2 separate regions of the Homo sapiens genome follow, and region 2 is linked to region 1. A link is a loop called in an ENCODE intact Hi-C map of the cell type or tissue named here. Cell type or tissue: CD14-positive monocyte. All regions are shown on one strand.

Evidence for each region. Peaks named below come from ENCODE experiments on the same cell type or tissue, not always from the same donor. Only the 100,000 strongest peaks of a DNase experiment are listed, where the experiment ranks them.
Region 2: it touches region 1 in a loop (2.5-fold over the local background); 1 of 110 quality-filtered maps calls a loop at or near these places.

What each region holds. Positions count from the first base shown.
Region 1 is chrX:1,290,971-1,294,970 of GRCh38, reverse strand. It overlaps CSF2RA (colony stimulating factor 2 receptor subunit alpha), which reads right to left. Exons shown (of 13, transcript NM_172245.4): 8 at 510-643. It overlaps MIR3690 (microRNA 3690), which reads right to left and starts at 1,053; the gene lies at 979-1,053. It overlaps LOC124905238 (a long non-coding RNA gene), which reads left to right and starts at 973. Exons shown (of 3, transcript XR_007068370.1): 1 at 973-1,042; 2 at 1,086-1,128; 3 at 1,389-1,425. In CD14-positive monocyte, no CTCF peak of the experiment used is centred here; no DNase peak of the experiment used is centred here; H3K27ac peaks cover 729 bases.
Region 2 is chrX:1,355,015-1,359,014 of GRCh38, reverse strand. IL3RA (interleukin 3 receptor subunit alpha) reads right to left here. Exons shown (of 12, transcript NM_002183.4): 7 at 2,679-2,794; 8 at 128-154. LOC101928032 (a long non-coding RNA gene) reads left to right here. Exons shown (of 8, transcript XR_007068376.1): 4 at 2,875-3,443. Among named protein-coding and RNA genes, the nearest start is that of IL3RA, 20 kb to the right of the region's middle. In CD14-positive monocyte, no CTCF peak of the experiment used is centred here; no DNase peak of the experiment used is centred here.

The DNA of each region.
Region 1 (4,000 bases):
CAGTCTCTCTCCCTGTCTACACTGGGTCCAGGTAGTTGTGGGACAAGAACTCCTCCTGTCTACACTGGGTCTCCATGGAGGTGGAGCAGGGTCTCCTCCTGTCTACACTGGGTGTAGGTGGAGGTGGGGTCGGGTGTCCTCCTATCTACACTGGGTCCAGGTAGACATGGGGCAGGGTCTCCTTCTGTCTACACTGCGTCCAGCTGGAGGTGGAGCAGAGGCTCTCCTTGCTTGTGGCATCGTCCCCCACACCTCCCGGTCCACTTCCTGGTTCCATGGTTGCAGGATCATCCTTGTCCACCCTCCCTGCAACCTCTTTCAAGGTGGCTCCACAGGCCACAGACCCTTCACCTCTTCCTCCGCTACCCGAAGTGCGTTCACCCCAGAGTCACCGCTCACCACCCACGCATCCTTCCCCCAGGCCACTTCCCCGGGATTCCCAGGCTCCTGTGCGGGCGTGTCCCGTACGCCTCCCTCCTGGTGCCCAGCCCCGGGGAGCTCTCACCGACCTTTCTGTGGACGTCCAGCTGGTACTGAAAGTCCAGGTACGACAGCTTCTGATAGGTCCTGGGCTGTTTCCACCGTACGAGGCAGTGCGTCGTGTTGCAACGTACGGTGACATTGCTGGGAGGGTTGAATCGTTCTGTAACGAGGGCGCAGGACACACCCCTGAACCCGAGAGGTCCTGTCTACACTGGGTCCAGGTGGAGGTGGTGCAGAGTCTCCTCCTGTCTACACTGGGTCCAGGTGGAGGTGGAGTAGGTCCTGTCTACACTGGGTCCAGGTGGAGGTGGAGTAGGGACACCTCTTTGACTACACTGGGTCCAGGTGGAGATGGGGCAGGGTCTCCTCCTGTCTACACTGGGTCCAGGTAGAGGTGGGGCAGGGTCTCCTCCTGTCTACACTCGGTCCAGGTGGAGGTGGTGCAGTCTTCTCCTGTCTACACTGGGTCCAGGTGGAGGTGGGGCAGGGTCTCCTCCCATCTACACTGGGTCCAGGTAGATATGGAGTAGAAACACCTCTTTGTCTACGCTGGGTCCAGGTGGAGATGGGGCAGAGTCTTCTCCTGTCTACACTGGGTCCAGGTGGAGGTGGGGCAGGGTCTCCTCCTGTCTACACTGGGTCCAGGTGGAGGTGGTGCAGAGTCTTCTCCTGTCTACACTGGGTCCAGGTGGAGGTGGGGCAGGGTCTCCTCCTGTCTACACTCGGTCCAGGTGGATGTGGACTAGGGACACCTCTTTGTCTACACTGGGTCCAGGTGGAGATGGGGCAGGGTCTCCTCCCATCTACACTGGGTCCAGGTAGATATGGAGTAGAAACACCTCTTTGTCTACGCTGGGTCCAGGTGGAGGTGGGGCAGGGTCTCCTCCTGTCTACACTGGGTCCAGGTAAATGTGGAGTAGGGACACCTCTTTGTCTACTCTGTGTAGGGAAAAGAAAGAGAGATCAGGGGGCTGGGCGCGGTGGCTCACGCCTGTAATCCCAGCACTTTGGGAGGCCGAGGCGGGAGGATCACGAGGTCAGGAGGTCGAGACCATCCTGGCTAACACGGTGAAACCCCGTCTCTACTAAAAATCCAAAAAAATTAGCCGGGCGTGGTGGCGGGTGCCTGTAGTCCCAGCTACTCGGGAGGCTGAGGCAGGAGAATGGCGTGAACCCGGGAGGCGGAGGTTGCAGTGAGCCGAGATCCCGCCACTGCCCTCCAGCCTGGGTGGGCGACAGAGTGAGACTCTGTCTCAGAAAAACAAACAAACAAACAAAAAGAAAGATCAGACTGTTACTGTGTCTATGTAGAAAGGAAGGTAAGAAACTCCATTGTGATCTGTATGTTGAACCACTGTTTTGCCTTGAGATGCTGTTAAGCTGTAACTGTAGCCCCAACACTGTGCTCACAGAAACATGTGCTGTGTCTTGTTAACAATAGGTTTGCAGGCAGCATGCTTGGTAAAAGTCATCGCCATTCTCCATTCTCTATTAACCAGGGACACCATGCACTGCGGAAAGCCGCAGGGACCTCTGCCCGAGAGAGCCCGGGTATTGTCTGAGGGTTCCCCCCACTGAGACAGTCTGAGATATGGCCTCGTGGGAAGGGAAAAAGACCTGACCGTCCCCCAGCCCGACATCCATAAAGGGTCTGTGCCGAGGAGGAAGTCCTCTCGCGGTTGAGATAAGAGGAAGCCCTCCGTCTCCTGCCTGCCCCTGGGAATGGAATGTCTCCGTGTAAAACCCGATCGTACATTCGTTCTATTCTGAGACAGGAGAAAACCGCCCTGTGGCTGGAGGCGAGATATGCTGGTGGCAATACTGCTCTGTGACTCTTTGCTACACTGATGTTTGTGTGGAGAGAAGCATAAATCTGGCCTGCGTGTGCATCCAGGCATAGTAGCTTCCCTTGAACTTATTTGTGACACAGATTCCTTTGCTCATATGTCTTCCTGCTGACCTTCTCCCCACTATCACCCTGTCCTCCTGCCACATTCCCCTTGCCAAGATAGTGAAAATAGTAAGCAATAAATACTGAGAGAACTCAGAGACCGGTGCAGGTCCTCCGTATGCTGAGCGCCGGTCCCCTGGGCTCACTGTTCTTTCTCTATACTTTGTCTCTGTGTCTTATTTCTTTTCTCAGTCTCTCGTCCCACCTGACGAGAAATACCCACATGTGTGGAAGGGCTGGTCGCCTTCACACTGGGTCCAGGTAGAGGTGGGGCAGGGTCTCCTCCTGTCTACACTGTGTCCACGTAAATGTGGAGTAGGGACACCTCTTTGTCTACACTGGGTCCAGGTGGAGGTGGTGCAGTCTCCTCCTGTCTACACTGGGTCCAGGTGGACGTGGAGTAGGGACACCTCTTTGTCTACACTGGGTCCAGGTGGAGGTGGTGCAGGGTCTCCTGTCTACACTGGGTCCAAGTGGAGGTGGTGCAGTCTCCTCCTGTCTACACTGTGTCCAGGTAAATGTGGAGTAGGGACACCTCTTTGTCTACACTGGGTCCAGGTGGAGGTGGTGCAGGGTCTCCTTCTGTCTACACTGGGTAAAGTGGAGGTGGTACAGGGTCTCCTCCTGTCTACACTGGGTCCAGGTGGACGTGGAGTAGGGACATCTCTTTGACTACACTGGGTCCAGGTGGAGGTGGTGCAGTCTCCTCCTGTCTACACTGGATCCAGGTGGACGTGGAGTAGGGACACCTCTTTGTCTACACTGGGTCCAGGTGGAGGTGGTACAGGGTCTCCTCCTGTCTACACTGGGTCCAAGTGGAGGTGGGGCAGCTACCATGTACAGGAGAGATACCCACTGGGGCAGGGGTTCCAGGGTGGGAGGTGGGGATGGGCTTGGTGGGCAGGAGTCACACTTCTGTGAGAGTCCTAAGCCTGAAGAGGCTGGGAACGTCCAACGGGATGAAGGAGTCCACGGGTGGGATGCGGTGGGCTTGGGAAGAGGAGAGCGTGTGGGCATATGGGACTGGCTCCAAGAGGCCAGCCAGGAGCAGGGCACTGGGACACGAAGAGGTGCTGGTGAGGAAGAAATGAAGAAAAAGAGGAAGGAAGGAGGAAATGAGTGAAGGAGAAGGAAGGAGAGGAAGAAGGAAGGAATGAAGAAGGGAGGGAGAGAGGGAGGGAGGGAAGGAAGAAGGGAGGGAAGGAGGAAGGAAGGAAGGAAAGGAGGGAGGGAGGGAAGGAAGGAAGGAAGGAAGAAAAAAGAAGAAAGGCAGAAAGGCAGGGAGGAAGGAAAGAAGGAAGGAGGTAAAGAGGGAGGTCAGGTGCAGTGGCTGACGCCTGTAATCCCAGCACTTTGGGAGGCTGAGGCAGGTGGATCATCTGAGGTCAGGAGTTCGAGACTAGCCCGGCCAAGATGGTGAAACACTGCCTCTACTAAAAATACAAAAATTAGCCGAGCGTGGTGGTGTGCACCTGTAATCCAAGCTACTAAGGAGACTAAGACAGAAGAATCGCTTGAACCTGGGAGGCAGAGGTTGCAGTGAGCTGAGATTGCACCACTGCACTC
Region 2 (4,000 bases), 64 kb before region 1:
TATTAATAATATTTTCATTATTTTATTAATAAGAATTATTAATATTTTTTATCATTTTATTCTTAATAATAATAAAACTCACCCTTTGCAATGTCAAGTACAGCGGCTGGGGGTAGGGAACACTCACCTGTTCTGTGATTACAGGCTGCATTCTCTGCAACACAAAAGCAAGCAAACTTTTGAGTGTCTGGACCGTCCCTGAAAGCCTCCTCCTCCCAAACTCAAATTTCTCCCTCCAGGAAAACCAGCAAAACAGTGAGGGCTCTGGGAAGGCCTTCGGGCAGCAGTGGGGGCAAAATAATGAGCTTAGGAGTAAATAGCACCTGACCAAAAGGTTTGTTTGTTTATTTATTTATGAGACGGAGTCTCACTCCGTCACCCAGGCTGGAATGCAGTGGCGTGATCTCGGCTCACTGCAACCTCCGCCTCCCGGATTCAAGTGATTCTTTTGCCTCAGTCTCCCGAGTAGCTGGGACTACAGGTGCGTGCCACCACGCCTGGCTAATTTTTTGTATTTTTAGTGGAAACAAAGTTTCACCATGTTGGCCAGGATGGTCTTGATCTCTTGACCTCATGATCTGCCCACCTCGGCCTCCCAAAGTGCTGGGATTACAGGCATGCCCCATCGCGCCTGGCCCAAAAGGTTTCTTATGGGCCACTGTGGCAAGACCTTGGTGGGAGGGGGCTTTGTGAGGCCGGTGGACAAACAAGACCCACCGTCCTCCCAGACTGTGTCCAGATGCACTCAGGGGTAGCCACAGACAGCCTATGCCAGGCCAGCGAACTAGGTAGGGGGTGCAACATCAGACTAGCTACGACTCTGCCTGTGGCTGCAGCTATGCCTGCTCCCTCAAATCAGTGAAAGAAAGAAGTCTGTGCTGTATTTATTTTCTTTTTTTTTTTTTCTCCTGAGACGGAGTCTCACTCTGTTGCCCAGGATGGAGTGCAGTGGCACAATCTCAGCTCGCTGCAAGCTCCGCCTTCTGGGTTTACGCCATTCTCCTGCCTCAGCCTCCCAAGTAGCTGGGACTACAGGCGCCCGCCACCACGCCCAGCTAATTTTTTTTTGTATTTTTAGTAGAGACGGGGTTTTACCATGTTAGCCAGGATGGTCTCTATCTCCTGACCTCGTGATCGTCCTGCCTCGGCCTCCCAAAGTGCTGGGATTACAGGCGTAAGCTACTGCACCCAGCCATTTATTTTCTTAAAAAAAAAAAAAACCCAAACAGATTGGCTAAAAAACACTTGGTAATATAAAAGAAATTAATAGACCTAACGTTTTTTAGCAGATTTAGACTTACAGAAAAATTGCATATGAAATAATTAGTATTTGAGCATAAATAATAAATATATGGCGGGGCACAGTGCCTCACGCCTGTAATCCCAGCACTTTGGGAAGCTGAGGCGGGTGGATCATGAGGTCAGGAGTTCAAGACCAGCCAGGACAAGATGGTGAAACCCCATCTCTACTAAAAATACAAAAAAAAATTAGCCAGGCATGGTGGCAGGTGCCTGTAATTCCAGCTACTCAGGAGGCTGAAGCTGAGAATTGGTTGAACCCGAGAGGCGGAGGTTACAGTGAGCTGAGATCATGCCACTGCACCCCAGCCTGGGCAACAGAGCAGGACTCCGTCTCAAAAATAATAAACAAACAAACAAACAAACAAACAGCTTGGGTGACAGAGCAGGACTCCGTCTCAAAAATAAATAAATAAATAATAAAATACAATAAAATAAAATACAAACTAAATATAACACATAGGCTGCGCACGAAGGCTCACACCTGTAATCCCAGCACTTTGGGAGGCCGAGGCGGGTGGATCACCTGAGGTCAGGAGTTTGAGACCAGCCTGGCCAACATGATGAAACTCTGTTTCTACTAAAAATACAAAAACTTAGCTGGGTGTGGTGATGGGTGCCCATAATCCCAGCTACTCGGGAGGCTGAGGCAGGAGAATCACTTGAACCCGGGAGGCAGAGGTTGCAGTGAGTCAAGATTTAAGCCACTGCACTCCAGTCTGGGCTACAGAGCCAGAGTGGCTCAATAAATAAATCAATATTTATGTTCAACTGATCCAACGAACTGTGGATCAAAAATATCTGGGAAGCTTGCATTGAATCTGTAGATCACTACAAAAGAAAAAAGAAAGTTCAAGAAAAAATTAAAAAACCACATAACAATAGAAATAATAAAAATAAAAAACAACAGACCACATACAGTCTCAAACTTTTTTTTTTTTTTTGAGACGGAGTCTCGCTCTGTCGCCCAGGCTGGAGTGCAATGGCGCGATCTCGGCTCACTGCAACCCCCACCTCCTGGGTTCAAGCAATTCTCCTGCCTCGGCCTCCCCAGTAGCTGGAACTACAAGACCGTGCCACCACGCCCAGCTAATTTTTTTTCGTATTTTTAGTAGAGACGGGGTTTCACCGCGTTAGCCAGGATGGTCTCGATCTCCTGACCTTGTGATCCACCTGCCTCAGCCTCCCAAAGTGCTGGGATGACAGGCGTGAGCCACAGCGCCCGGCCTTTTGTTTTTGTTTTTGTTTTTTAATGATCCATGCCTTCTGTGACGTTATCAGAGGAGATTGTTGCCCGTTTCAAGGCCCCAGAGTGCGACTTACCAAAAATAAGGGATGTCCACGGGGGTGGGGGGGCTGGGGGCGGGGTGAAAGTTTACCTTTTGTATCTGAAGCTCATAGCGAAATTTGCGATTGAAATGACTTCTCATTTTCCAGTGCATAAAGGAATGTGTCTTATTACACTTTGCAGTCATGTTGGGTGGAGTTAATATCTCTAGCAACGAGAAAAACACTTTTAGGATTTAGGAGTACAAGAAATCAATTCTTTTTCTTTTTCTCTTTTTTTTTCTGGAGATACTTCAAATTACTTCTCCTATGCATTTGGAGAGCGGGAGAGAAAAACACCAGGAAGGAAGAGGGAACAAAGAAACTCTACAGGCAGAGACACAGGACTGAGCCGCGTTGGGGGCACTGGGAGGAGTGAGCCTTGGGGTTGCACCCTCGGAGCCCCACTGTCCTGGGAGCAGCCTTCAGAACCACCCTTTTGTTCTCTGAAGTACCAGGCGTTCAGCTTTTCCAAGGACTGGCAGCTGCACATCTTTGTCCCTGCCCCTTCCATCTCTAGGCTCAGCCCCGCTGGGCAGCCTGGCCCACTCCCCACCCCTGCCCAGGGCCAACCCCTACTTCCCATGCCCCCTCTGCCCACCTGCAGCACACTGGAGCCTTGGAGGCCCTCTCTGCATCATTCAAGATGCAGACTCCTACACTTTGACCTGCACACATCCTCCTGAAGCTTCCACTTCCTGGCCCCTGCCTGGCTTCTCACCTCCCCCACCTCCGCCCCCCAGGGGATGTGCCGCCTCTCCCAGTGGCCCAGGACATCCTCCACTTCCCGGGAACCCCAGGCACTTCCACATCCTCAGGTGTGACCCGACTACCAGCCCAGCCCTGTGTGTCCGGCTGCCTGGCTGGGTCTCCCCTGGGCCCCTGGAAGGAAGTCCAGCCCTGGCCCCCTCCTCCTCCTCCCCCTCCTCCTACCCTCCTGGTCTTTCTCCCCTCCCCTCCCCTCCCCTCCTCCCCCTCCGCTCCTACTCTTCCTCTCTCTCCTTTTTCTACCACTCCTCTCTCCTCCCCATTCTCCTTGTCACCCTCCTCCTCCACTCTCCTTTCTCCTCCTCCCCTCCTGCCCCTCCTCCTTTTTCCTCCCCCTCCTGCTCCTCTTCCTCCATCCTCTCCCCTCCTTCTCCCTCCTTCCTCCTCCCCCTCCACCCTCCTCCCCCTCCACCCTCCTCCCCCTCCACCCTCCTCCCCCTCCTTCCTCCTCCCCCTCCTTTTCTTCCCTCTCCTCCTCCCTGCCCATTCTCCTCCTCCTCCTCCTCCTCTCCTCCCGCTCCTTCTTCCTCCTGCCCCTCCTTTTTCCTCCCCCTCCTGCTCGCCTTCCTCCATCTGCTCCCCTTCCTCCATCCTCTCCCCCTCCTTC